Linked DNA regions of Homo sapiens: all the other regions are linked to region 1. The links are chromatin loops, found by intact Hi-C in ENCODE. Cell type or tissue: heart right ventricle. All regions are shown on one strand.

Region 1 (4,000 bases):
TAGCCCTAGCAGCAGGGAAAGCCTTTCCTAAGAAGTGAGGTTTGAGATGAGGCCACTGGACGTCAGCTGGGGTGGTGTCAATTCTACAAATATTTATAGATCATTTACTATCGACCAACCAATCGACAGAGTCCCTGTCCTCAAAGAGGTAGCTATTAGAAGGGAAAAGAGTCCCAGGAAAAAGGAATTACACATACAAGGGCAGAGGCAAGAGAGGCCAAGTATGTCGCAGGAGCATAGAGAGCTCAGAGTGCAAGAGGCAAGAGATGAAAGATGGGCAGGAGATGAAAGACAAGGCAGGAGCAAAAGACAGCCCCAGGCCATGCTAGGGTGTTTGGAGCTTGTCCAGGGCCATGTGTGATGGTCGGATTTGCATGCTTGAAAGGCCACTCTCAAATATTCATTGGCACCATGGCAAATGAAAAGTCGCATGTGGCAGCCTCTGTCCCACATTCCCCACTATCAGGCTGATCCGAAGGCAGGAGAGGGTGTATCTAGGCTGCACGTCTGAAAGGCTGAGACTGAGTGTGTCTGTCACTGATTGAATGTGGGAGCGACAGAATATGTGTGCCTGCCTCATGCCTGTTCATGCCATTATTGGTGTTGTTGACCTTATTGCGGATCAATAACAATAGCCCCTCACATGGGCCTGGTGCCTGTGTCCATTTGAGTTTCATGAGAGATATCTCCAGGAAGCAGAACCAGGATTCCTACTCCCATTTTACAGATAATGATGCTGCTAATAATAGTTGACATATTGAGTGTTTAGTGTATGAAGGCTCTGTGTGCATACTACCTCATGGAACACACACTGCAATCACTCCCATTTTACAGATGAGTCATTTGAGGGCACTTACAAGCTTGCAAGGGCACTTACATGCTAGTAAGTGGCAAAACTGGGACTAGAAGCCATTTCTCCCTACCTTCTGCCCTTGTCCCAGGTAATCTTAGCCTCTCCTCCCTCCTTTCATCTTTCTCCTTCGAGTTGCAAAGCTGCCCCAATAAACAATAGCCTGGTATTGCTGAAACAGCCCCATCTCCTGAGCTCAAATTGTAAACTTTGCCTCTTCATACCCATACCCCTCCACCCTGGCTCAGCCCAGCCTTGAGGGCAGTGCCCCTGAAATCCTGGGCATCTGACACCTGAGTGCTGCAGGCCCCAGCCCACAGCAAGCACTGGCACTCCCCTAAATCTTTCCAGAGCCAAGACCCCTCCCGCCGCCATCTCAGAGCCTCACTTGGTCAGAGCGGCCAGGGGAGGCGGGATCGATGTGCAGAGAACTCAGTAATAATCCCAGCACAGGCAGCCAGGCTGCTGTATAAAGACAGATTAAAAACTCATCGGGTTGAGATGAGGAAATAATTCAGATGCTTGGCCATAGTGGGAACGTCTAGGGCTGCAGGTGCTAGTCGGAGTACATGTGAGGGGGTGGCCGGGACCCAGATGACAGCGGCTTTTGGCCTTGGGAATCTGCACTCCCCCACTTCGTTCCACCCCCAGAGCTACCTTCCTTTGCTGCCTGCCTTGAAGCCAAGGCTGACAAATCTCAGTCCCCCAGGGAGCAGCGAGGGGGAGGCAGGCTGGGGGAAACCGAGAGAGCACAGTTGCTGCCTAGCTCCACACCCTGGTTTATTTCCTCCGCAGCACTGAAATTATTTTGCTCATTTATTTGTTTACTTGTATGCTGTTTCCTCACCTAGACTATAAGCCCCGCGAGGCCAGGGACCTGTTCATCTGTGTACTGCAGTACCTCCAGCCCCCAGCCTACAAGAGGGACTTCTTAAGAACTGTTGAGTAAATGAATGCATGGATTGGAATCCTGGCTCTTGCTGTATGACCTCGCTGAGGTTCCGTTCTCTTAGCTGTAAAATGGGCACGGTAGTGGCTTCCAAAGGAGATCTCAGCCCAGCGCCAGGCTTCTAGGAAGCGCTCAATTGAGGATTTTGTTACATTGATGTCAAAAGAAAATGGAAACCGTGTCTGCCGCTTGAGATGCCATCAGGGGGCGCCCTTGTGCAAGGCGCTCGGCGTGCTGCGCCTTCCGCAGGCTCCCGGGTGAGCGCATCCAAGGCCGCCCCCACTCCCCGCCCCCACCTTTGGGGGGCTTATCTCCTCCCCTCTCCGTCCCGTTCACACGCCCACCCTCACTCCGCCCGCGTCCCCGCTCCGGGGACCGTCTCCGCAGCCCCGTGCCCACCCTTCCCCACCGCCAGGCCCAGACTCCTTCCGCCCACGCGGCCCCATATGCTGGAAAGAGCCTCCCACTCCCCATCTGTCAAGCCACTTCCTTGCCCCCATTCCCGGCTTCGCCGCTGTCCCCTCCTCCAGGAAGCTGGTCCTGATTGAGGGGCAGAGGACTGCCAGCTTCGCCGGTCAACCGCCCGGTATCCCCGTTCCCCCAACCACAGGGCTTTAGGGAAATGCCCGCTGCCCTGGGCAGATGACCCCCAGTGCTGAGCTCTGAGCCTCGAGTCAGGGTTTGCGAACAGATGCGAGAACTCTCTGTGCGCTTCAGACCCGTGGGGAAACCCTGCCGAGGAAAGGAGTGGGAGGGCCTGCGTGGAAGGACCCCTCGTGTCACGGCCGGCTGGCTGGGGGTGGGGAGCGGGCTTCGGGGCATTGCCGGCTGTTCGCCTGGAGGACGCAGGGCTTGGGGAGCGCGGTACAGACAAACACAGGCTGCTTTTCTCGCCCGAAAGACCGGTTTCATTTCGCAGATTGATTATTGCTGCGTGAGTGTGTGTGTGTGTGTGTGTGTGTGTGTGTGTGTGTGTGTGTGTGTTTGGGCGTTGTTAGTTTTTTAAAAATGTAACTTGCTTGTCTAATGAATGTTTGATTGCACCTACATCCGGAGGGTGTTTTAATGAAAGGTGAAGGCTCCTGGAGGGAAATAAATAAATAAAGGATCGCTCCCCATCCGTAGGCACCCGCTCCCCCGGCAATTCTCTATCCACAGCTATCTTCTGAAGCCCATGCCCTCGCGGAAGAATTCTGTTCCTGTTTGAATGTTCCCATGTAAATGCTGCTGCTCTCCCATGGAAATCACACCCTTCAATCGGTCAATCTCAGGGCTTTTATTAAGGGTGTGAAGGGGAGATGAATGGGGAGAGGGAGCTCTGGGGGAGCGGGGAGAGGAGCGAGGAGGCCTCTTTTCCCGCCGCAGGCTGGACTGGGTTTTGCTCGCTTGGTGAGTGCACACCCACTCTGCGCCAGGCTTTGTGCTGAGATCGGTGGACACGGAGAAAGCAGGCACAGGGTAATGCCAGTGCTATCAGTTCAATTCAGCAATTATTTGTTCAGCATCCCAGTACCACATTGTGACCCTGGGGGATTCGCTGAACCTCAGACAGCCTCAGTTTCCTCATCTGTAAAATGGAGATTGTAATCATATTTATCTCATTATGTGTTGGTGGGATTAAATGAGAGAGTGCATGGCACACAGTAAGCACTCAGGGAATGCTAGCTGTTATTATCTACTATGTAAGTAGTAGTGTAGGGGCTATGGGAAAGCAGAGCGGTGTGGAGCACAGACCTAGGAGATTATTAGAGGGTGGATTTAAAAGTGCATCCCTCTTACAGGTAGAATGTCTACGTTTAGGCTCAGTCCCATTGATCAGTCAACTGATAATTACTGACTGCTGGCATACCAGCCACTGTTCTTCACTTCGTGGATACAGCTATGAGACAGGTAAATCTGGTCTCTGCACAGAGAGCTCATGTCTAGTAAGGGAGACCTAGGTCCATAAACAGCCTGGCCACAGGGTGGGCAGAGCCGTAACAGAACAAGCCCAGGCAACTGTGGGAGCACAGACGAGGGGTATTTCACCCGACTTGGCTTCCCAGAGGAGGGTAATTTAACCAGACAAAGATCGAGGGTTAGGAATGTGTGAGGGATGGGAGGAAAAATATTCTAAGCCCAGGGAATTGCCTGTTGGGAGGGCACAGGGATTAAGAGAGTGAAGTCATGAGTGATTGGAGAACTGAAATTTCCATCTCCCA
Region 2 (4,000 bases), 55 kb after region 1:
ATATTGCTCCTGCCTTCCCCATGAACTCAAGAACCCTAAGGGCTTTTGTGTTCCACCCCTACTTTGCTGCATCTGGCTGTGGCCAGCTCATCATCATCACACCAGCCTGGGAGAATGGTCATGAGCTCCACTTGGTAGAAGAACAAACCAAGGTACAGAGAAGTAAAATCACGGGTTGACGGCACACCTCTTCAACAGAGCCTGTTTGAAGTTTGCATGGCTCTGTTTTTCCTCAACTCCTCCTCTAGGCAATATGGTCATTCTGGCTCTGCACACCAGCCAGTTGTGTAGCACCCTGGACTAGTAAGTAGCTTTTCCTCTCTGGGCCTCCATTTCCCTATCTGTAAAACAAAAGGGCCTAAATAGGATTATCTTGAAGAGCTCTTCCCATTTTGCTGTGCTGTAGCATCAAAACCACCGTCTGTACTGGGACAGGGCGCAGTGGGGGTAGACTGCATGCTGATGGTCCCCTAACTGAGGCAAGGCACTGACCAATCTACCACTTCTGCCAGATCTGTGGGGCACCCTAGAATGTCAAAATGCTTGGCTGGGGTGGGGGGTGGGGAGGATGGTCCTCTGTAGGCTGCAGTGCTAGGGTTGGAGTGGGGCTGAGGGAGCCCAGGCCCTGAGCCCAAGCTCTGCCTGCTGGGGAGGGAGAGCAGAGGGAGGTCTGGGGTGGAGAGTGGGGCTAGCTGGGCAGGCCAGAGCCATGTGGGCAGAGCCAGGCGGGCAGAGCAGAATGAGGCTCAAAGCTCCAGGGCTTTACAAATGGATTTTGCTGAAATGGAAATTTCCACCCATCCCTGAAATGAGCCTGGCAGTAAGGCCAGGTTTGGTGGGGGCTGCGGCAGCTGGGTACGTGGACAGGGACAAAAGCCAAACTGTCAAAGCCTCTCAGGCCTATCCACCCCTCTCCATGCCACCCAGCCCCCTCCTTCACCTCCTCCTCTGCTCAGGTCCTCCAGGCCCTCAGGGACCTGCTCATTCCTCCACACCTTTTTCTACCCTTCTCACTTTCTCTCTAGCCACTCTGTGCACTCTTACATCCCCTCCACACCTAGCACCCCCACCGCATACTCACTCTGGCTGCCTGTCACCCTGCATACCCCTCCCGCCTCTCCCTCCACCTCTCCTTCACACACCCCACACACCTGACACTTCCCTCCCCTCCTACTTTATCCTCACCCTGCCCTTTGACCCCTCACCTGCTTTGCGAACTCCTCCATCCTATCCACTCTACCTTCTATACCTGTTCACATGCCTGACACTTCCCCACTCCTGTTCACCCCTCACATCTCACACACCTCCCCCACACTTCATGTGCCCCCCTCACATCACTCTTTGGAATCCTCTCCTGCTCCTGACACTCCCGCACCCCCTACCACTCCCCTTGCACCCCTGCATGTACCACACCCCTCTCCCATCCCTAACCCTCTTCTCACCTCCTTACAGCCTTCCACCATAATTCTAGGCCAAATATCTCCTGGGGAAGAGCAGTGCTGTAGGGTCAGAATCATAGCTCAACGCCTCCTGGCTGGGTGAGCCAGGAGGTTCCCTAATTTCACTGCAACTGTTTCCTCATCTGTAAAATGGCTTTGACAACTGCTCCTGCCTCTTGGGATTGTTGTGTGGATTGAGTGGGCCAATGCTTGTAAATCCCTTTGCCTGGCACACAGAAGTGTTGATCGTGTTTATTGCCATTTAGTTGAATTGCCATTCATTGATACTTTGGGGAAAGAGGTCAGAGGTGAACTTGATAGCACAGGGCCAGAGTAACAGGATAAGAGCTAACTAGGCTGCTGGGAAAGGTAGTCAGCAACCCAGCCTGCAAGTGATGCGTTGACAAAGGTGAGTCGACAAAGGTGTGGCGCTCTCCCTCCCCACCTCCCACCCCCAGATGGACTGAACCTGAGACACTCCAAGGAGCCTGGACACCCTTTCCTCCCTAGGTTGCTGCCGGCTATTGCCACTGGAGGGCAACACACTGTCTCCCATGGACAGTGGGGTGTGGAGTGCTGGGAAGGGAGCTGCCTTCCATCACCCAACAGGCTTTTCTAGGAGCTGGAGCAGGGAAGAGGACAGGGCGCAGGCTGGGACTGGGAGGTCCCTGGAGGGCTCTCACTGGCTCCCTGCTGAGTGGGAGCGAATGGGGAGAATGTCAATGGAGGACAGAGTGCAGGAGCCAAATGGGGTCGGCAGGAGAGGTGTGGGGCTCGACTTGTTGTGGATTCCTTCCAGGGACTTCTGGTACTCAAGGCCTGTGTGGGAGTCGGGGACTGGCCTGGCCCCTCAGGAAACTGTGATCCCTGGAGACATTGGGATCCCCAGGACTGTGGGGAATGAGCTCCTTTGGCCCAGTGTGGAAGGCAGAGAGGAAGCCAAGGCAGGAGTAAGTGGAGAAGACCCTGAAGGCTGAATGAAGGGGGGACCACAGGTGAGAGACCTAGTGGCAGGACCCAGCGTAAGCAAGGGGAATCAAGAGGCTGATCTGGCTAGGACCTGGGCAGTGCAGGGGCATGTGTGGCCAGGCTCCAGCTCACTCCCCTAGGGCAGGGCCCAAAGAGCACAGCCACATGCCCTCATCCTCTAATTACATGTTGACTTATTACCCATTATTAATTAAACAGGAGCGCTGAGCTGCTCCAGGCTTCCTCCTGCCCCAGCCCCAAGTGCTGGGCACCAATCTTAGAGCCTGGGCTGAGCTGAGCCAATGATAGAAAGAAAGAGAGGTGGGAGTGTGGAGTTGTGGGGGACTGCCCCCACTGTCGGTGAAAGGGCAGTCACTGAGTGCTCACTCCGAGAAGTAGCCCTGGGTCTGGGGCCTGGAAGGAAGAGAAACGGATGGGTAGAGGAAGGGGAGCTTCCTAAGGATGGGGCAAGGGAGAGGGACGGAGAGCCCGATGGACGTGGGGAGCTGAGGAATGTGTGGAGAGTTGGCAAAGTCTGGAGGTTTGAGAGGCCAGGGGTGGGCAGGTTAGGGATGGGTGACTGCTGGACCGGGGGTGGACTATGTCTCTAGTAACTGCTGCAAGGTGCAGAGCATGTGCTTACGACCAAGGGGCTGCCTGTGAGTGAGGCTGAGCGTGTGCCTGCGGCTCTGCACTTGCGGGCTTGTTCCTCTGAAACTGGGTCTTTGTCGCCGTCTTGAACACCCAGCGCTGCGGGGGAGGGGAGGAAGCACCGGGAGATTGAATTACCTTTCAAATCTAAAGCCTGAATTCCTCCAGGCCCGGCAGGTGGGCGTGTGCACACATTCCCGAGAGCATTGTGGGATGTTGGCTGTCACTAGGGAGCCACGAGGTTTCCTTTCCACGGGCAAGGAAAAAGAGAAGCCTGTGACCCCGGAGAGGAGGAGGGAGCCAGGGAGGGAGAGAATATCTGACTTGGCCCCAGCCTGCAGCCCCTCAGACAGGACTAGGGAGGCCTTGGTTATAATCCTGACACTGCTACGATCTAGCCACACGTGACACTGGCATATGACAACCTCCCTGGTTTTCTCATCTAAAAAGAGGATAATAATAGTGATAACAGCCGGCATGAACCAGCCTTTGTGCCAGGCACTGTGCTAAGAATTTTCTTTCTTTTTCTTTTCTTTTCTTTTTTTTTTTTTTTTGAGACAGGGTCTGGTGCTGTTGCCCAGGCTGGAGTGTAGTGGCAAGATCAAGGCTCACTGCAGCCTAGACCTCCCCGACTCAAGTGATCCTCCCACCTCAGCACACCCCGTACCCCACCAGTAGCTGGGACTACAGGCACTGTGGGGTTTTGCCATGTTGCCCAGGCTGGTCTCGAACTCCTGGGCTCAAGTGGTCTGCCTGTCTCAACCTCCCAAAGTGCAGAGATTAAGGGCGTGAGCCACCACGTTCAGCCCAGGCACTTTATTTCTTTATGTCTTCATACAACCCTATAGGGTAGGTATTCTTAACCTCCCTATTTTGAAGACGAGAAACCAGGCTCAGAGAGGTTAAGTGATTTTCCTGTGTCTCACACAGCTGGTAAGTGG
Region 3 (4,000 bases), 100 kb after region 1:
ATCTCCCTCTTCCTTATTCAGCAGGAGCCACAGGAGGCCTCAAGCCCCAAGTGTCCGCAGCCCAAACATGGCCACATGCCCACCCTCCCTGGTCGGGGCAAGGAGTGTGGACGCCCTTTGGCTGCACTGCAGTGCCTCTAACTGCAGCTTCTCCCTCTCTCTCAGGGTTGCTGAAAGATTATTAGATAATTTTCAAATTTGTAAAGCGCCTTAAGCTCCTTGGAGGAAAGGTGGTATATGAGTGTAATAACAATAACAATCCTATCTGTCAGAGCCATTGAGAAAATGAATCTTGTTATTCTCAGGAAACAGCCGGAGGAACTTCAGCAAGAAACATGAAAATAAAGCACAGAGCACGGCCTCCTGACCAGTCAGCAGAGGGGAAAGTCCCCACCAAGTGTGGAGGGAGCATTCGAGCCCTGCTCCCTGCCAGCCCAGTGCTGGTGCAAAGGGGCTCTCAGAAAGTCACCCAAATTGCCTCTGACACTTCACCAATTAAAATGACTTTAGGACAAGTTGAAATCAACTTAGGGAGTGAAGCATTCTGATTTCTGAGACTCTCCCAAGGCAGCGGGGAAGGCAAGTGTCTGAGCAGGTTGTCACTCACTCAGGAGTAATGATGGGAAAATCCATCCCGGTAACGTGATTGAGTTTGGTGAATTAGTAAGGATGTTTACACTGTGTGCTGCAAGTTGGAGTGGGGCTGGCAGGGGTTTTGACACATGTGGCAGCTTCACTCCTAATGAGGTTCTCGGACTCCACACTCAGCCCGGCTGGACTTCAAGTCGGGCTGGGTCTTACCCTTCAGGTGAGTGGCTAAGGGCAGGGGTGGGCTCTGCAGGCAGACAGGACTGGGTTTAAGTTCTGACTCTGGTCACCACCAGCCCTGTGACCTTGGGCAAAGCTCTGTGCTTCTCTAAGCCTCAGTTTCCCTGTGTACACAATCTGCATTATGATAGCACAATTCATAATGCTGGCTGTCGTAATGAGAAACATGAGATGAGCTATCTTTTTATTTTTTGTTCACCTCCACAGGCCAGCATGGCCACGGAGATAAAGGAAAGCCAGGTTTATCTCTTCTCCCCTGGAGTATCTGTTCCCTTAAGAGCCAAGAAGAGACAAGGAAGGTGGGAACCTGCAGAAAACATAACCACAGTTCTAGTCCTGACGATGCTTCTGCCTGGCTATGTGATCTCAAACAAGCCACTTAACCTCTCTGAGCCTTGTTTTCCTCATCTGTAAAATGGGATAAGCATGCAACTTCTCTGTGGGTATCTGAACAGAACTTCTAAAAGTTCTGAGCAGACATTTGTTGGTATGCAAGGCAATGAGTGGCCTCTGGGAGAAAGTTTAGAGAGGGAAAATGAGAACAGGTTGCTCTTTCTGGTGACCATGGCTCCCTGATGGGGGAAGAGGATTTAAGGACTGACAGGGAGATTGTAAAACCTGAGGGAAAGAGGCAAGAGTGGGAGAGGATCCTGGAATTTATCAACTAGGCTTGCTGGGAACTCACCAGAGGAAATTACAGAGGACTACAGCATGAAAGACTGAAGTCAGACTGGAAACAGACTTCCAGGCAATCAGGCAACAACAGGCCTAGTCCTTCCTGATATCTTTGGCTGTACCTGAGTAAAACCCCAGGAAGGGACGCACAGCCTGACTGTGCTGGAAGGAAGGCAGAAGGATGGACAGGGAGACCCTGAAGATGCTTCCGCAGGACCAGAGAAGGAGGCAGCGGAGGCACAGCAGTCCCTCCCCGAGGCTTTCTTTGAGATTCATCCTCTGGAGGCCTTGTCGGAACCTACGGTGACCCTGAAGCAGGGGCCATGTCCTCACAGACATGCCCAGGTCAGCACTGGGCCACAGCTCTATTATTTAAGTGTTTCATAAAAGAGCAAACCTCCGGGGCTGGAAGAATGACCGGGATCCTGACTCTTCCTGCACAGGAAATGAAGTAGCTGTGTCCAAGCCCTGGCTTGACCTGCAGAGGACTCACCAGCTCTGGCAGAAGTTTCCCAGCCTGAGAGGGCCCTGCTGTGGCTGAGATGATGACACCTGGGCCCAGACTGGGTCCCTCCCCTCCACACAGAGCCAGGACCCACCGGTCCCTACACCCACTGCTTGTGGACTCTGCAGTGATTTTACTGTAATTTCCTCGTTGTTGCAGTTAATAGCATTAGTTTGTTAATTACTGTATATTTTAAAAGTAAGACGAAAGGGAATTCCCACTGGAGACTTGTTCTTGGCTGAAACAATGTGATATGAGGGAAGGAAGAGTGTTCACGGGTAATGAGCTTGCCCTGCTGCTTTCTGTTCCCTTGACAGTGCCTGGGGCCAGAGATGGGGCTGCCAAGGTGGGAGGCAGGGGCCCCCCACAGAGCCCAAGCCCATCCCTGGAGGGAGTCCTCTGTAGCACCCCACTTAACCCCAAAACCTCTGCCCGGGTCTTCTATCCCCAGCCCTGCACTATTGTCAGAGGGAGGCTTCAAGCCTCTAAGGAGGAGGGGTCTGCCTGAGGAGCCCTGGCACCGAGGGAACCAGACCAGAGTGAAATAAGACACAAGGAAACCTGGCCTGTGACAAGGAGCATTGATTGAGTAGGATGGAATTTTTATTAGGAAACAGCTGGAATTTGGGGAGAGGCTGCTACATTTAAATTCATCCTGAGACTGCAGCCCTAGAGGGGAAATGGGAGTTGGGCAGGTGCGGCGGGGGGCGGGCAGGCACAGGTCTTGGCAGAGGCAGGAGCAGCAGCTTGTGGTTGTGCACAGAGATCTGGCTGAGGGGGACAAGCAGGGCCTGCCATTGAGCCCTGACGCTGCTGTCAGGGCTGTGGGCTGGGTCAGCTCAGAGGAAGGGTGCCTTTGGTAACTCATCCAACTGAAGGGGGTTGGTGTGTGCTCCTAAAGCCCTGCATGTTCAAGTTGCCCCCATTCTCCCCACCCAGAGCCATAAGGGAATGGAGGCTGGGGCTGAGCCCCAGGACTCAGGAGGAGTTGGGGGCAGAGGCCGGAGAAGAGCAGATAGGGAGAGAGAGGGAGGAAGGGAGAGAGACTTAAGACAGAGAAGGATGGAGGACTGAGAAAGAAGTTCATACAATCTACAGGAGCTGATTAAAATCCTGGAAGAAAATGTGATGGAAAGACTTTCTATCTTTCTATTGAGACATTTAACCTAAAAGAAATGAGTTAAATAATTTATACAGAGAACGAGTGAAATTTGCTTTGATCAAATTAAAAAATATGACTCTGGAAGTAAAGTGTCCGCCACGTCCTTTCCAGGCAGCAGAAAGAGCTGCCGAGAAACAAAATGACAAAGACATAAAAATAACTAACCCTAACCCGGCGAATATTAGCACCATATTTTTTGGGAGATTACACGGCATCACCGTAGGCCAAGCAGAGAAATCCTCTCTAAGCACCAACAGGAGAGGTTTTGCTCATTGAGGAAGCCCCATAAAAGCCAAAAAACGGATAAAATTTTCCTTTGCAAAAGTGATCCGACTTCACTCAGGGGTTGGCCCAGAAGCCACAGGGGATCAAGTTAAATTTCCCATTTGTGCATTTCAAAAAAAGAAGAAAGCCGCTCAGCTCCCCTCCCCAATTCTGTGTTTCTTGAAGATTATTCCTCTCCCATTTACACCGCCCCCACCCCCCCCCCACACACACACACACACGCACCTGCCCTTTCTAAAAAAAATCCGGCAACACCTCATTCCATAAAAGTAAGTGTTCCGTTTCATCTCCTCTTAGGAAACATCACGGACAAGCTCCAAAACTCACAAGCTATAAGCATAAATGCCAGTGACTTAACCTCTTGGAGCCTCAGTTTGCTACTCTTTAAAATGGGGCTAGCATCCACTGCACAGAGTCATGGTGAAGATTAAAACAGATGAATAGAACCTGGCAGATGGAATATTCAGTAAGTGTTATGAACACTGTCTTCCTCCTCGACCTAAAGAAATATCCAGCAAGTATAAACCAAAATGCCAGAGATCTCT
Region 4 (4,000 bases), 260 kb after region 1:
GTTCTCTGCATCTGGTCCAGACTGAGTCTCTGTCTGGGGAACCCCCAGCCTCCCACTCCTCTTGGAAGCTTTTATACGTTTCCCTCTCCCACACCTTCCCCTCCCTTTCATCTATGTCTTTCCCCCTTCCTCCAATTCTTCTCTCCCCAGTTTTGTTTATAAGAGTCCCGTGAAGCACATCTCCTTTGCTGCCCCCAACTCTCCTTTTAGATGTTTTAAGGGATACCCTATCTTCCACTCACCTCCTCATAAGGTGAAATTCAGGAAGGAAGGAGGTGAATGAGCAGTTTGCTTGGGTGGGCTTTGAGGTGGCCTTATTGCTTCTTATTGTGCCCTTCAGTTTGCTGCCCCCAACATTCTCCCAGCCTTATACCCACTTCAAGGTTGATCCCTGAGGCTCATGAAGCATTTGAGGTGATGAGAATGAACGCCAGCTTCCCTAGATGGGTGTTTGCTACTAAGCCCTTGGGGCCAGAGATGCCATGTTTGGACCCAAGTGGCACTAGTCAGGGCTTATTGGCATGGAGGCCTGTGGTCATCAGGACTGGGGTGGCTAAGGGACAGTCACCTGCACTCCTTCCCTTTCTCTCTGGCTTTTCTTTCCCTTAACTCCATATCCCACTCCTGAGGTTTCCCAACTATTTCACTGAAACCCATTAAACCATAGCAAGGGGCCTGAATCCAGGGCCACCTCCTACAGCATGGCCCTGGAGACAGACAGGCCACTCACAAGCTCTGAGACACTGCACAAGGGACTTAACCTCTCCTAGCCTCTGTTTCCTTCTCTGAGGGCTGTCATCGATCTCACAAGGTGGGGTAAGGACTCAGCACAGGGCCTGGCTCAGAGAAAGCACTCAGCACATAAGGACTATGATTTTGCTGTTTATTATCTTCCAAGTTTTATGCCTCATACGCAAATGGCAAAGATGGCCTTGCATTTGTCCCTTCACTTTTTTCTTTGCCTCTTTGGCAGGAATCCCATTTCTCAGGTCTCCCTCAGCTTGGTGTGGGCAAGGTGCTGCCTAAGCTACTAGGAGCCCCTGGGAGCTCAGGGACACAAGGGTGCCCATTGCCCCCTGCTGGCAGCCCACGTGACAGTCTCACTATCCGCCCCGCAATCGTCCCCCTGTGTGCCTGACAGTGAACAAGGCAAGGGGCTGACAGTCGCAGGTGGGGGCAGGGAAAATGAAAGGCGAGAGGCCAGTAGAATGGCTCTGGAATCAGGCCTGGGGGTCCGGGAGGCTCCTCATGGAGGGCACACGCTGAATCCTGACGGACCTGGAGGAGTGAGCCCGAGGAAGTTGAATAGGCAGGAGACAGGCAAAGCTGGTGGCAGGGGCAAAATGGGCAAAGGCCCCGAAGTGGGCAGGCTGGCTCCTGGCTGTGCTGCAAGAGGGTCAGTGCAGTAGTGTAGGGAGGAAGGTTGGGCAGGGGACATAAGCAGGGGTCCTCAGATGATGCAGTGGCCTGGGTTCCCATGGCTAAGAATTTAGACCTTGTCCTGAAGGTCGTGGAGTGCTTTTGAAAAGCTCTACGCAGGATAATGAGAACAGCGACCACATGCCAGGCCTTGTCCTAAGTGCTTTACCTACATCCTCTCATGACGCACTCACAGCCATACCATCACATTGAAGATGCTGAGCACACAGCGTTAGGTAACTTGCCCAAGATCACACAGATGTGCCCTCCAGAAAGGCCTTTTGGCTGCACCCTGGAAAATGGCTTGGAAGGGAACAGAGAAGAGGGAGGGAGCCTAGTTGAGAGTAATGCAGGGGAGCTTTGATGCAGAAAACTCGTTTCCAGAGCGCCATCTGGTGGCCAAAGGCAGAGAAAACGGCACAGAGGCAGGGACCGGGGACAGCCACGAAAACAGGAAGTGGGTGCCTGGGGTTCATAAATATCCACAGCTCCAGCCCCGTGCTACACAGAAGAATACAACAGGAGAAGCTACTCACTGATGACAATAGTATCTCTTAATGGAAAACCTAACGTGGACCAAGGCCACAGAAGGAGTTATGGAATTCATGATAATTTTACTTGTGTTAACATTTATATTCTTCAGAGGACATTGTTTTATCTATATATATTTTACATGCAGTTATATATCTGTTGGGTGTGTGTGTGTGTGTGTCTGTGTTTTGACTGGGAATGTGAATGCAAAAAAATGATGCATAGGTCGCAAGAAAGTTTGAATTTAGATTTCATAGGTGGTTTTTATTGTTTGTTTTATTCACACTGGGGACATGAAGCTAAGATTACCCTTTGAGATTTCAAAGCTGGCAAACAAGGCCCCAGACTTTTTTAAGGTGATCACCTCTGGAAATGAGGTCCCCATTTAGCAATTTTCTCTCCTCCTTCTGGCTGCAGGGGTCAGCTGATCTTTAGCAGTCAAATGCCAAGGGGTGAATGGAGCTGTCACTAGAGTTCGTCTGGAAAGGCGACGTTTTCCTGAGTTTTGAAAATAGGTTTGAAGGAGTGGAGGTACTCTGAAATAGGTTTGAAACAATTGAGGACAGCCTCCCTTAAGTCCAAAATATTTTTTTTAAAAGGGCAGGATTAGGGTTTGTGCTTGAAGGCCTCACTAACCACCAAACTTGGGGTTGTTCACACTTGGGTTCTTAACCACAGGGAGGGCTGAGGGGTGAAGTGGGAAGGGTGGGGGTTCAGAGAATCTTCTTAAAACACCTGGAGTCCTAAGGAACCTTGAGGGGTCAGACTAGTAAGGTGTGACTCTGACCCTTGGAGGACTCCCAGGCCAGCTGAATGAAGGCTGAGATCACACCTCGCCCCTACGAATGTCCCGCTGGGCTGGCTGCCCCACTTCCAGGGCTCTGGTCTTCCAGGCTTTCTCCTCGTGAATCTCCCCTGTGGTTGCCACAGCATCACCACCAAGACAGCTTTGGGGAAGCCAAGAAGCATCCTCCGGCTTATCCCAGGTAGGGAGGTGGTTGGACCGTCCAAGCTCAGCGTCTTTTTTCAGGAAGATCTTGTTGAAGTTAGATTCCTAGTCAGACCAGGAATCTTGACTGGGAGACTCAGGTAGATGTTCTGGGTTATCTGCTCCTAGCAGGGCACTTTGTGGACTTTGTTGAGACAGATGACAGGTGCTGTCTCCCACACAATGGCACCTGTTTCTGGGGTCAGTGCAGAAAAAAGAATGCACTTTGCAGGGAGAAATTTGCCAAGAAATAGGACCTTTCAAGAAATGAAAAAGCTTTATGTCTTGGTTAACAGCGGCAGTTCTCAAAAGGGTCCAGATATCGAAGTCACTTGGAAAGCTTTACAAAATACCAGGGACAGGGCAAGAAAATTCATACTTTTCCCTTTCCCAGAATACTGCCAAAGAATAGTCTGTAATTGCCAGCTCAGTTCCGCACCCTTCATTTGGGACAGGGTTGGGGAATTTGATTGGACCTTTTTGCTGGAAAGAGAGGCTAAGTTGATTTACGTGATAAAAATAAATAGACGGGAGGAGGGAGATTTCTGCAATCTGAGAAAATTCTGGAGAGCAATACAGCAGACAACAGCAGAGGCTGTGAAGGAGGTAGAATGAAGATGAAAAGGACTTTTGAATTCGTTATTGCAAATTATAGACCTCCTTCATGATTTTCAAGAAAAATACAAGAAAAGATTTGTATGTTCTTTTCCAAATTTATTTTGTGCGTTAGTAACCATAACATGGACCCAAAACTGGACCACTTGAGTTCTGGGTTGATAAGAGTTACACACACATGTCTTTCTCCCCAACCTTCGAGAGGAAGGGCACTACTTCTGGTGTACAGATTTCAATTTTGATATATTCTGGGTGATTCCGACATGCATCCTTATCTCCACCCCAACTTCATCGAGAACCACCTATTAGAAATTCTCAGAATCACCATCCCCCATTGCAAAGGCCAAACTCTATAGCGATCAGGCCTTTCTTAACCCAGCATCCTCATGGTCCCCACCTCTCCCTGACATGTGTGTCACTATTCATTATAGAGTTCCATACTCACCT
Region 5 (4,000 bases), 120 kb after region 1:
CTTCCACCTGAAGGAGGGAGAAGAGCCCTGCTGTGTCCTGAATTCCAATCCTGGGAACTGTCACTCACATGGTCTCTGGTCCCAGCCTGAATTTAATCCAAGAGCGGAGGCCTGCCTGGTCCCAATCAACCTAGGCACGGGGGATCATGGGCTATGTGTGTGCATTTGGTTGGTGCTTAGAAGATATAATACAAATATTAGCAATCCACTTGAACTCTTACTCTGTCAGGCTTTACGCTAGATGTTCCACATGCATCACTTTACTGAATCCTTATTTCAGAGTAAGAAACAGGCTCAGAGAAGTTAGGTCACTTATTCAAGGTCACACAGTTAGAAAGCTTCAGAGTCTAGATTTGTGGACCTCTCTGATTCCAAAGGCTGTGCTCTTATTCACTGAGCTTTGCAACATGTACCTGGATGAACATGAGGTCTCCCGCCTGACACTCAGTTTACTAACAATGTGTGCTGAGGACAGTGTAGTGGGCCAAGGGGGGCCACCCTCAGGCCTCAGATCCACCTTCCCACCCATGATCTCCTGTCTACCTAAGAGTGTCCAGGGATACTCCCAGAAAAGCTGGAACAGAGACCAGAGCCATGCCGATGCCTCAAGGAGGCAGCCAAGTCTTTGCTGAGTCTGCAAATCCTCATCTCTAGGCCCCCCATGAGCTCGTTTTGAGAACTCCCCCAATACCTCTCCCAGCCCCTGCTCCCTCCATCAAAGTGACCCTCCAACCCCTCTTTCTTTTCTCTCCTACCTCCAAAGTATTCCCTGCAGCACCCCCAGGTTCCCTTCTTCCTGAAGCCCAGACCTGTAGGGTTAGACTGGTCCAGGCTGCAAATCTCCCAGTTGAGCTTCTTTTTGGGGTCACAGCTTCAGAAGCATCTCTGCATCTTGCCTGTACTTTGATAAATCGTATGAAAACCTGAGTCTCTTCGCTTCTCCTCTGGAACCCCCTCCTCCCTGCAACTTCTCTCTGCTCAGCAGCTGCACAATGCAGTCAGAGGGAAGGGGGTGGACTGGCAGAAACCAGCTTGTTTCTGAGGCTGGAAAACAGAACTGTAGGAAATTAACAGGCTGAGAAATGTCTGCTCGGCTCCGCATTTGTTTTGCACCCTCAGTCTTTCTCTCTGCAGCTCTCTCCTCCTGCCCCTGCCCCTCTCCCACTCCCTGCCGCTCAGTGTGGGCACCTGGGGCTTGGCGGCTCTGTGTCTGGGCCTTGCAGGAAGGTGCATCTTCGTGTGTGTGTGGGAGTGTGTGCATGTGTGTGTGTGTTTCTCTGTGTGTGTTTAGGGATGGCAGACCTGCCCCTCCTTCAGAGGCAGCTTAGCCAGAAACGCCAGCGGCAGAGACAACTGTGCGGGTGGGGATGCTGAGCGCAGAGCCGGCAGAGCCCGCGGGCAGGCAGAGAAGCACCACACAAGAAATTGATTCCATTAAAAAGTAATCTTAAATTTAATAAAAGTTATGATTTGTTTATAGCCACAGAACCTACAGGCAAGAGGGAAGGGGGGTAGATTCTAGTGATGGATAAACAGAAAGAAAAAAAAAATAAGAGAGGGGGAGGGGAGGAGTGAGAGATGCTTAGGTTTGGATGGATGAGAGGATGGAAAGACCTGGGGGTGGGGAACGAGACCATTTTCTCTCCCTCAGATGGAAGAAAAAAGCCTGTGGCTGGATTCCAAAGAGGAAGCAAGAGTGAGGAGTGAGTGAGGAGATTCAAGGAGCTCTCGGGAGATGGAGCTGTTGGAGGGGGCTGGGGACATGCAGGCACGGCCTGGGAGAGGCAGATGTGCAGGAGGGACGGTCTGGAGCCCTGGGAGGGCAGGTAAGGAACGCAAAGCACCCATTCAGCAGTCAGACAGGCAGTCCTGGGTTTCCACTCCAAGTCAACCTCTTCCTAGCAGTGTAACTTGACTTCTCAGATCTTCATCCTTTTCATTGGCCAAATGGAGCCACAGAGATAGTGCCTACCTAACGAGGTGGTCGTGAGAATGAATGAAATTGTACAGGTGCATCTCCTGGGTGCCCAGTAAAGGACAGCTCCCTTCCTGACCCTCCCCGGATGGAGGTCATTACCCCAACACTGCCCCCTCCTGTTTATTTGCAAGCAATGGCCAATCCTACTCCTTTCTTTTATTCTTTTTGCAATGGAGGGGACTGAGTGGCCTTCATCTCCAATCTCAATCTGGAGGCTGGTTCTCCTGGGTAGTCGCATACTTTGTCCTTTGCCCACCTCTCTAGAGCATGAAGAGGGCATGGGCAAGGCGCTCTAGAGCCCACTTCCACTATGAGCTAAGGGACCATCTAGGGGACACATTCCCTCGCCTAATCTGCCACCCCCTACCCTGCTTTTTCTCTCTCCCTCAGCCTAGAATCATGTGTAAACACAGAGCTGAAATTCTCCTGACCCCTGAGAAGTGTCCCTTGGGTGAGACTGCCCAGGTACAGCCCCTTGGCCACCATAATCAGGTCCTGTTGGGTAGAACATTTGGCTTTCAGGCAAGTCTCCTGTTGTTCCTTCCAATGAGCCTGGGCCCTGTCTCTAGGCCGGCTGGGAGGGAGCTAGGACCTGCAGGGTCAGCACCAGAACTGGTGATTGGGGCCTAGGCAGGAAGCCAGGACATCACTGTGAGATGCTATGTGAGGCGAGAGCCAGAAGATCTCAGCTATCCCAGAGTCCAGGGACTGAGAACCAGGAAAAATCGTCACAGCAACAGGAGTCTCCTGGGGAAGCAAGAAATCATTCTGAGGATAACACGGCCAGTTCTACTCAGTCATCTCCTCCTACCTGGGCTGCTTTTAGCAAAGTACCTCCACCTGAGTTCACTCTTGCCTCGTGGCATGTTAAAGGCACCTGCTGGTTGGAGACATTGAGGAAGACAGGACAGGTGGTATTAGCATCTTCATTTTACTGATGAAGAAACCGAGGTCAGAAAGGGAAAGCTACTGTCCCCAGGCCACACAGCATGTAATATATGGAGGTGGAACTGAAAGCAAGCATTTAGACTCTGGATAAAGGCACCACAGCCTACCCTACTGAGTGTCACTCATCATGGCTACATGTACTGGAGGCCTTGTCACCACTGCTACCACCATGCTGCTTAGCTCCCCCTTTTTTTTGCCAGTATCACCACCTCGGGCCCCATCACAGCGGCTGCTGGGCTCACACACACATCCTCTTCCAGGAAGGGCAGCCCAGTCTGGGATTCTCATGTCCTGTGTGGTTTCCAGAAGAAAGAAACTATAGCCCTGAAGGTGGGGCAGTGGCCTACAGACAGTGGAGCACAGTGACCTGCAGCTAAGAGGCTCTTGGCATTGCTGAGGGTCTGGCTGGGACTATGGATGCAATCTGGCCACCACCTCCAAAGGATTTCCAGACCTCTCCCGCTGAACCAAGACACGGAGATGGATAGGCCATCCTGGGTAGGGACCTCCAGTGGGGCACCCTGCTGCTTCCCTCACACTCATGCTGTGTGTCCAAGACAGAAATGCCACCCTGCTGCCCGACCTCAGTCTGTCTGATGTCTGTTTTCTGGTTCTATTCTCTGCGAAGAGACCAGTCTAGCCACTCCCTGTGTAAAAGCCAGCCACCCTCCTCTTGTTGAGGAGGATTCTCTTTCTCCTCTTCTGCAGAGACTGAGGCATGGAGGGCAGTGTCTGGGATGAAGGGATCATTTAGGAAGAGGTCCTCCAGTAAGGTCTGATCTCTGTCGGCACCCTAGCCTATGTTCTCAAAAGCAGATCCTTACAACTTTACGTGAAATGGTCCTTACCTCTAAGAGTTGCCTTTAGAGGTGACCTTTAGAAGGAGCCACTGTGGAGTCCTGACTTCTGTGTGACGTTCATTAATAAATCACCTTCCCCAGCCACTCCCCAGAGCTTGTCTTCCATGATGGATGCAGAAAAGGGTTCAGTCAGGGAAAGGAAACTAACATGGGCCAAGAGCCTACTGCGTACCAGGCCCACGCTAGAGGATTGACCTACAAGATGCCATTTGAT
Region 6 (4,000 bases), 440 kb after region 1:
TTGGTTACTGCTAAAAATCAGTTCAACTGTCCAAGTACCATTTTCTACCACTGAGTATCCCAGTAAAAGTATTTAAAAAAAAAAATGTGCTAAAGGCTCAGAGACCATCTCTGAAAGAGGAAGGCCAGGAGGAGTATCTGAGTTTCCACTGGAGGGGCATATCACCTCTCTGCTGACAGTTTTAGGAGGTACAAACTTTTGTGAATGTATAGATTCTGGTGTAGTCACACAAAAAGAGTCTTACTAAGAATAGAGAAATAGGCTGGGTACAGTGGTTGACACCTATAATCCCAACTCTTTGGGAGGCTGAGACAGGAGAATCACTTGAGCCTAGGAGTTGAAGGCCAGCCTGAGCAACATAGCGAGACCCCTATCTCTACAGAAAATTAAAAAATTAGCTGGGCATGAACCTGTTATCTTAGCTACTTGGGAAGCAGAGGCAGGAGGATCATCTGGGCCCAGGAATTCAAGCTTGCAGAGGCTGTGATCATACCGCTGCACTCCAGCCTGGGCAACAGAGCAAGACCCTGTCTGTTAATAATAATAATAATAATAATAATAATAATAATAGTAGACAAAGTTTCAAGTTGAGACGATGAGAATTGCTGTAATAGATAAGGGGATCCTGACATCTAGTGGACAACATTATATACTGTCGACAGAAAAAACAGCCCATGACAAGGAAGGTTACATTTTTTCTTTTTACTTGAGAAAAACACAGTTATAACCTCTTTTTGTTGTTGTTGTTGTTGTTGTTGTTTGGAGTTCATTATCTTGGAATGCTTTTTTGGAACTCAATAGGTAGATTTTGATGTTTCTCAATGAGGCTTTCATATGTAAATGTTTGGCTCCATCTTATTTTTTATTTCCTTTTTAGACCAATTCAATTCTGAATGTGCAAAAGACACTATTGACTCTTACATTATACCTTCTCATTGAAGGATGGATAATTTGGTATGAAAATCCTCTGCAGATTCTGGAGGAAATTGCTAATGTTTTGATTACCTTTAGCAGAAAAATAACAATGTATCGCTATCAGGAGAGGGATTTCTGGGGAGGGGACTTAACATGGAAATTATAAATTCATTCATGACTTTTCTTTTTTAAATTAGGCTTTCTCCTGTTTCTCAGAGGATTTATCAATTATGCAAAAGTTCGGAAGATGCCAGAAACTTTCTCAAATCTCCCCAGGACCAGAGTTCTCTTTATTTATTAAAGGTATTAAAGAAAAAATTTATTCTAGTCCCAGTGTAACCATGTGCTACATTGTAGATTTCTGTTCAGTTTTAGAGTAAGTATCTGTGATAGGGGCATATAGAGAAAGTAAAGAAGGCACAGTCCCTGCCTTTTAGCAGTTTCTTGTCTAGTAACAGGGATTTTTACAAAAAGCTATTGATAAAGTCAAATTAGAAAAACTGCCATAGGAGAAATCATTACTTCATGCTTTGACAGTGTGAAAGAGGCAGGGGTCTTAGCAGTCATCAGAAAGCTGGGATATTTGGCTGCTTGACTGAATTCCAGCATCCTGAAGCCACTGCTTACTGTTGCACCAGTTCCAGAGGATGACATTCAGAAGGAACCCTTCAGGCCTAATCACTCATCTCTGCCCCTAAATCCCAGAACCTGGAGAGACTGTGTAGTACTTTAAGAACTCCTTTTGTCTGGGCTGCTGACAAGCCCACCAAGTCTTCCATCTTTTAAAATTGTCATTGAGGCTTTCCCCATGGCTTTCTTCAGGTTGACATTCTGATACCACTCTAATGTGAGGAAGGTCAAACTCAAGAAAAGAGGAGAAAGGACCTTTTCCCTTGCCTAGAACAGGAGGACTAAGCCCTGCCAAGGCTCTTTGATTCACACATGATTTTCCCCAGAGGCTGACACTCCATCTTACATCAATGGCTGCCTGAAGGAAGAGGTAGAGAATCTTGAGAAAGAGTACACCAGAGAGAGCTCTCTGTGGTAGCAAGTTCTAATAGGCTTTCTTGGACTTGGCTGTTTGTTCCTTGGGGCTTTGGGGACTGTGTTAATCATAGAGTGGAACCTTGAGCACCACCTAGAGGCCAGTCCAGTTGAAGGTCTTAGGCAAAGCATTATAAAGGATAGGTGGTGTAGTTCAGATAAACTTTACATGATAGTGGAGAGTGTGGGGAAGAATTTCAGAATCATCTGAGGCAGAGTGAAGAGCAAAAATAGGGAAGTATGGGGCTTGTTCAGAGGATAGCAGCTTGATTGGGGCATAAAGGAGTATTGAGGGTCAAGGCTAAAAAGTCAGGTTGAAACAAGTTTCTCAGATACCTTGAGCACCAAGCCCATTTGCAGTAGAACCATGAAATTGATAGAGCCAGCGACATGTTGGGTCAATGCAAGACTAAGCCCACGTGGAGCACGAATTTGTTCTGTACTCGCAGAGTGTCAGTTTATATAGGCAATCATATACTAATCGTGAGGTTCTCAATTTTGAAGACTTGTGGTGGTCTCAGGAGGTATGCTTCAAGAAAATAAAGCATCTACCATAGTTGATTTTCCAGGTGATAGAACAGCATTGAAAGCTTTTAGGCAACAGAATCATATAATGAGACCCTCTTGAATATAACAAACATTTTTTCAAGCATAGTATAGTAAACTAAAATTAACACTCATGGAGTTTTCCATGTGTCAGATAATATATTAAGCATTTTACATGGATAATTAAATGTATGTAGGTAAAGAAGGCTTAAACTGCTTTTAAAGTTAGTTTCATTATTAAAAAAACTAGTATTCATTATTAAAAAACAGGAATCTTTGATTGCATGTCTGAAAATGTGTAGCATGTCATGAATTTGAATTCAGTCACACAGTCTGGACACAGATGGATATTCATACCACTGGCCTGGGCCTTAATGCCTACAATGTGTCTTTGTTTATGTCTAGAACATAAGAGACTTATTAGATATTCTTTGCAGTTTTATTTAGTTACCATTGTCATCTTTCATCTATATATCAGATTGGAATTTATAGTTAGCCTTAGGTTTAACTTTTACCTATCAAGGATTCCAAAGCTAGTACTGTTGGGTTGCTACAAGTCCTCCTTATGAAGGGTGCTGAAATCACCTAATATTTTCCCTCTAATACATTGACACCCAAGATATACTGAGGGGACAGATTTCTTTCTCTTTTTAAAAAAAGTCATCAATTCTGTAGGTGTAGTCTAATGTTAGCTCTGAATTTCTAAATGGACTGAGATCACACCTCTGTCTATTCTCTTTGTTCTTCAGTTAGAAAGAAATCTGAATCTTTATTAGGGGATTGCATACCTTCTTCATCTTGGTTCTAAGCATAAGAAATAGCAGCCCAGTTGACAGAAAGCCTGAACGTCTCAGTTTTCCTGTGTTGTTTGGTGCTTTACTGAAAATTTTGTTGTTATTGTTTGGATTTTCTAAAATTTCTGAAATGTTTTTTGATATTCTAAATTTAAAACTATGTATGTGGGGTTGTGATTTGAAGTAGGCAGTCCTTAGTAATAATAATGTTGTAGGAAGTACTAAGGGAGATTCAAGTGTTGAGCCTGCTGGTGCTTCAGGAGTGTACGTTAAGAGTTGTCAGAAACTTTCTCAGAGGTAAATGAATGCACACCATTGGAGGGCATAATAGAGTTTATTTGCTTTTCTATTTAACTGTGATACCCTGGTTTATTTGAAATCATTCCTGACACACCCAGAGAATTCAGAGCTCTAAATTAAGGGTTTGAGGAACTTACAGCAGAATTTAGAATTCTAATGACTTCACTAATTTTCCAGGGATCCCCAGAGGGAACCTGAAAAGCCATAATATCCTATGGGACTGAGTTCCCTTTGTCCACTGAAAGGGTAAGAACTCTGTCCAGATCCAGATGTAGAATCCCTTCTTTCTCTAGTTCAGAGGACATTTAGTTTAATTTTGTTAGAAGACATACTAGAAAACCGTCATGTGAAGTAAGAAAGCTTTATTTTTTTCCTCCCTATCGATTCTTTATTATGCTTAT
Region 7 (4,000 bases), 110 kb after region 1:
GAGCGGGGACAAGACCCGAGGAGAGGGGGCAGACGCGCAGGAGTGGTGGGTAGTATGAGGCCAGGGGACACTGAGGGTTGGACTAGAAGATGGGAAGAGACTGGGGAAGGGGATCAGGGACTCCTGGGGTGGGGTTTTGGAGGAGCCCGGGGCAGGGGGCTGCATTTCTCCCCAGCTGCAGTTCTCTGCCTAAGCCAAGGTTTCTCAGCCTCAGCACTATTGACATTTGGGACCAGGTGCTTCTTTGTTGTGCGGGCTGTCCTGTGCACCGTAGATTGTTTAGTTGCATCCCTGGCCTCTACCCACTAGAAGCTAGCAGCATCCCCCCACCCCTAGTTGTGACAACCAATGTCCCCAGACATTGCCAAATGTCCCTTGGGGGGAAAAAACCACCCCTGGGTGAGAGCTACTGGTCCAGGCACTCATAGGGCAGTGGTCACTGTTTATGAAACGTGCTCTCTCTGAGCTGGCTTCTCTAGGGAAGAAGGAAGGAGGAAGAAGAAGATGAATAGGAGTGGGAGTGAAAGAGAAAGGAAGAGGAGGAGGAGCAGGAGGAGGGAGCCCAAGGCAGGGTTCCAGGTGGGTGGGAGAGCCTCTGGAAATAGGGATGTAGGAGAGAGACGCCCCAGGAGGGAGACATAGGGCTGCCATTTTGTGCTGCAAGAATGAAATAAAGTAAGGTTCCTAAATGCCTTTCCTCCTGGAGTTCCTTCTACCTGCTACAGCCCTTACCAACCCTGCTATAGAAATATTGTCTTTCCTTCAGGCCCATATCAGGCACCACATCCAAGAAGCCCTCCCTGATAATCTCAACACATTGAATTTTCTTTTTTTTTCGTTTTCTATTTTTTTTTTTTTTTAAGATGGAGTCTCACCCTGTCGCCAGGCTGGAGTGCAGTGGTGCAGTCTCAGCTCACTGCAACCTCTGCCTCCTGGGTTCAAGTGATTCTCCCACCTCAGCCTCCCCAAGTAGCTGGGATTACAGGCACCCACCATCATGCCCGGCTAATTTTTGTATTTTTAGTTGAGGCAGGGTTTCACCATGTTGGCCAGGCTGGTCTCAAACTCCTGACCTCAGGTGATAACGCCTGCCTCGGCCTCCCAAAGTGCTGGGATTACAGGCGTGAGCCACCATGCCCAGCCCTCCTTCTTTTTTTTTTTTGACAAGGTCTCACTCCATCACCCTGGCTGGAGTGCAGAGGCATGATCATGGCCTACTGCAGCCTCGACCTCCTGGGCTCAAGCAATCCTCCCACCTCAGCCTCCCGAGCAGCTGGGACCACAGGCACGTGCCATCATGTCCAGCTAATTTTTAAATTTTTTTGTAGAGACAGGATCTCTCTATGTCACCCAGGCTGGTCTTGAATTCCTGGACCCAAACTATCCTCCTGCCTTGGCCTCCCAAAGTTCTAGGAGGTGTGAGCCACCATGCCCAGCCCAGATTGAATTTTTATTTTCTCCAGGACTGCTCGTCACTTTGCTTCTACCTCCATGCTAGTACTCAGCACCTTGGTTCACCTACTAACAATAGTTCCCTTTAGTGAGGGTTTCCTGTGTGCCAGATGCTGCAGCAAAGGCCTTAAGCATGCTTTCTCATTTAATCCTCCTCACAGCTCCCTGCATCTCCAGTACTATTATCATTTTACAGATAAGGAAACTGAGACACAAATTAAGTAACTTGCACAAGGTCACTCACCCAGTTAGAAATAGTAAAGTGAGGATTCAAGCCCAGGTTTTCCTGACTTCGGTGCATGTGTTTTAAGCCTCTGTTAGTGTCCATCTCCCCCATTAGATTCAAAATCGCTGGCAATGCCTAGCACAGTGCTGGCGAGTAGTAGGCACTTGAGAGCTGTTTTGAATTGGCTGGTGGTCTCTGGAAAGGTCTGCCTGGGCAGCTGAGAAGGAGGGACTGAATTGGCAGTGCCAGGGTGTTGAGTGCCCTCTAAAGGCCCTCAGGTTTTGCTGGGGCCTGGATGAGCTGGGCCAACCTCATGAAAGGCAAATGCCACTGAGGCTACATCTCAGCCACACTACCTTACTGGGCCACCTTGGGTCTCTGGACTGACCTGTCCCTCAACCCCATGGATGCTGGGCCATGGCCCCCCCTAGTGGCCAGAGGGTCATGGTAGCGGTGGTGTGGGATGGGAGTGAGGGCAGCTGGAGATCTCACAAACAGCCCAGTGGGCTTCCTTCCCTCTGAGCCCTATTCCTAGGTTCCAAGCTCTCTGAGGAATTGGAGCCAGATGCCTCAGGAAACTGTCATTGTGGAGCCTGGCCCCTAACCGAGGCCTAGAGAATGAAGCAAACCCCCTTTTTCCCCATTACTCCCCTCCACCCAGTAAGAGCCCCTTTCCCTCCTGCCCCATTTGAAATGAAGGGGGTAGTGTTGGCAGACAACTTCCATCACAGCCCGCCTCCCACCAGGGTTGATTCCACCCCCATCCCTGCCTTACATTCCACAGAAAAGGGTTTGAGGCTGAGGGTTGTCTGACAGGAAGCATCGCATGATGCTGCTTCCCACCCAGGTTAAGGTTTTGATCTGGAATCCAGGAGCTAGAGTCCCAGGGGGCTTACATCAGAGCTGCTCCCCGACCCCAGACACGCATACACCACCCGCCTCCCCCAGGAGGCACCTCAGCTTTGAAGGCAGGGCTCCTGACAGGCTGCCGTTCCCATGGCAACCCCATCCCAGGCTGCCCTACCCAGCACTTCCTTCCACCCCCCTTCCTCCACCCTGAACCCGCATCACCTTCATTCATAGAACAAGAGCTGCTTCACATTGGCAAAGTGGACACCCCTTCCCCCAGTTCTCTCCCTTTTTTTCTTCCTCTTCTTATTCAATGGAGAACCCAAAACCAGAGAGAGAGAAATGGATGGCAAGAGTAGGACTAAGGTGGATGAGGGGTAGGACAGGAATGGGAAGGAGCCATGGCTCAGTGCCTTCTGCCAACCTGTGGACCCCCCAACTCCAAGGCTCCAGTGTCTACTCTCATTCCCAGATCTGTCTCAGTTCATGGATCTGTGCCTCTCCCAGCTCTATCTCTGTGGAGATCCAAGACCTAGCCAGGCTGTCTGATGGCCTTATGGCTCCAAGCATAGCAGGGCCAGGTCCCAGCCTCCAGGCCCAGGTCTCCAGCCACCAGCCAAACTGTAGCTCAGAGGCCAGGTGCAACAACTGGGCTCTGGAACTCAGCCTAGGAGTACTGAGGCTGCTCCTGTCCCTAACTCTGGTGCCCCTCCAGCATAAGACACTACCTTGCAGAGGTCACTGGGGAGTGAGGGGACTCTAATTTACAGTAGGATTGTGGGAAGGGCTAGAGGGGAGTCTCAGACTCCAGCCCTGGTTAAACAATGCAACTTCTCCTGCTGGGAGAAGGAAACTTGGCTTTTGGACCATTGGCAGGTGCTGTTGGAAAGTCAGGACAGGCATCAATCCCATCTCTGCAGGAGGTGCTGAGCAATGGTCAGCAACTCAGCTTCAGAATCAACCAGCCTGGATTTGAATTATCATGCCCTAATTTATTCACTGTGTGATGCCTACCTTCTCCAAGACTTGCTTTCCATATATGAAAAATGGAGATAGTAATTATATATAGGTATATGACCAATATTTATAAGCTCTACCACCCTTCCAGAGACAGTGCTTGAGATGTAATCTCGTTTAATCCTCATAACAGCCCAGTGAGGTAGATATTATTATTACTATATCTAGTTTATCCTACAGAGAGGAAACTGAGGCTCAGAGATGTTAAGGTGGTTAAGGTGACCCAGCTATGGGACTTTTTCTTTAACAGACAGGGTCTTGCTATGTTGCCCAGGCTGTTCTCGAACTCCTGGGCTCAATCAATCCTCCCGCCTCAGCCTCCCAAGAAGCTGGGACTACAGGTGTGCAGTACCACTGTGCCTGGCTAGGAGCAGAGCTTTTAATCCCAGGCCCTATAAGAGAATGTATGCACAGTGTCCAGCAGCTGCTAACTAACCAGTAAGTGAAGATTTTCTT

Evidence for each region. Hi-C counts contacts between places; a loop is a spot of excess contacts. Peaks named below come from ENCODE experiments on the same cell type or tissue, not always from the same donor. Only the 100,000 strongest peaks of a DNase experiment are listed, where the experiment ranks them.
Region 2: it touches region 1 in a loop (2.0-fold over the local background); 20 of 110 quality-filtered maps call a loop at or near these places.
Region 3: it touches region 1 in a loop (2.9-fold over the local background); 59 of 110 quality-filtered maps call a loop at or near these places.
Region 4: it touches region 1 in a loop (5-fold over the local background); 106 of 110 quality-filtered maps call a loop at or near these places.
Region 5: a loop joins it to region 1, with 2.2 times the contacts of the local background. A loop is called at or near these places in 62 of 110 quality-filtered maps.
Region 6: a loop joins it to region 1, with 4 times the contacts of the local background. A loop is called at or near these places in 46 of 110 quality-filtered maps.
Region 7: it touches region 1 in a loop (7-fold over the local background); 64 of 110 quality-filtered maps call a loop at or near these places.

The regions. Positions count from the first base shown.
Region 1 is chr5:141,700,311-141,704,310 of GRCh38, forward strand. It overlaps LOC124901092 (a long non-coding RNA gene), which reads right to left. Exons shown (of 2, transcript XR_007058973.1): 2 at 3,056-3,366. Among named protein-coding and RNA genes, the nearest start is that of ARAP3, 20 kb to the left of the region's middle. RefSeq lists enhancers at 841-1,341, 1,930-2,079. In heart right ventricle, CTCF peaks have their summits at 2,007 (motif pointing right) and 2,219; DNase peaks (open chromatin) are centred at 1,487, 2,011, 2,441 and 2,677; H3K4me3 peaks cover 1,381 bases; H3K27ac peaks cover 1,519 bases; H3K27me3 peaks cover 3,123 bases.
Region 2 is chr5:141,755,624-141,759,623 of GRCh38, forward strand. It overlaps LOC124901094 (a long non-coding RNA gene), which reads right to left. Exons shown (of 2, transcript XR_007058975.1): 2 at 1,676-4,000. Among named protein-coding and RNA genes, the nearest start is that of ARAP3, 75 kb to the left of the region's middle. RefSeq lists enhancers at 1,948-2,517, 2,518-3,086, 3,087-3,656. In heart right ventricle, a CTCF peak has its summit at 1,961 (motif pointing right); no DNase peak of the experiment used is centred here; H3K27me3 peaks cover 1,674 bases.
Region 3 is chr5:141,804,133-141,808,132 of GRCh38, forward strand. LOC107986454 (a long non-coding RNA gene) reads right to left here. Exons shown (of 3, transcript XR_001742906.2): 3 at 3,666-4,000. Among named protein-coding and RNA genes, the nearest start is that of PCDH1, 72 kb to the right of the region's middle. In heart right ventricle, a CTCF peak has its summit at 2,002; a DNase peak (open chromatin) is centred at 1,819; H3K27ac peaks cover 4,000 bases; H3K27me3 peaks cover 2,167 bases.
Region 4 is chr5:141,959,093-141,963,092 of GRCh38, forward strand. LOC124901095 (a long non-coding RNA gene) reads right to left here. Exons shown (of 3, transcript XR_007058977.1): 2 at 3,999-4,000; 3 at 3,455-3,533. It also overlaps a transcript of RNF14 not described here. Among named protein-coding and RNA genes, the nearest start is that of PCDH12, 2.9 kb to the left of the region's middle. In heart right ventricle, CTCF peaks have their summits at 1,073 (motif pointing left) and 1,817 (motif pointing left); DNase peaks (open chromatin) are centred at 1,159, 1,809 and 2,819; H3K4me3 peaks cover 275 bases; H3K27ac peaks cover 2,156 bases.
Region 5 is chr5:141,824,283-141,828,282 of GRCh38, forward strand. It overlaps LOC107986454 (a long non-coding RNA gene), which reads right to left. Exons shown (of 3, transcript XR_001742906.2): 1 at 1-4,000. Among named protein-coding and RNA genes, the nearest start is that of PCDH1, 52 kb to the right of the region's middle. RefSeq lists an enhancer at 1,061-1,749. In heart right ventricle, a CTCF peak has its summit at 2,095 (motif pointing left); a DNase peak (open chromatin) is centred at 2,607; H3K27ac peaks cover 3,593 bases; H3K27me3 peaks cover 526 bases.
Region 6 is chr5:142,143,459-142,147,458 of GRCh38, forward strand. It overlaps NDFIP1 (Nedd4 family interacting protein 1), which reads left to right. Exons shown (of 8, transcript NM_030571.4): 7 at 1,113-1,218. The coding sequence ends at 1,216. Among named protein-coding and RNA genes, the nearest start is that of NDFIP1, 37 kb to the left of the region's middle. RefSeq lists an enhancer at 1,920-2,009. In heart right ventricle, CTCF peaks have their summits at 638 (motif pointing left) and 2,075 (motif pointing left); a DNase peak (open chromatin) is centred at 2,023.
Region 7 is chr5:141,812,142-141,816,141 of GRCh38, forward strand. The region is part of intron 1 of LOC107986454 (a long non-coding RNA gene); the gene reads right to left. Among named protein-coding and RNA genes, the nearest start is that of PCDH1, 64 kb to the right of the region's middle. RefSeq lists enhancers at 1-457, 3,509-4,000. In heart right ventricle, a CTCF peak has its summit at 2,114 (motif pointing left); a DNase peak (open chromatin) is centred at 2,090; H3K27ac peaks cover 3,837 bases; H3K27me3 peaks cover 243 bases.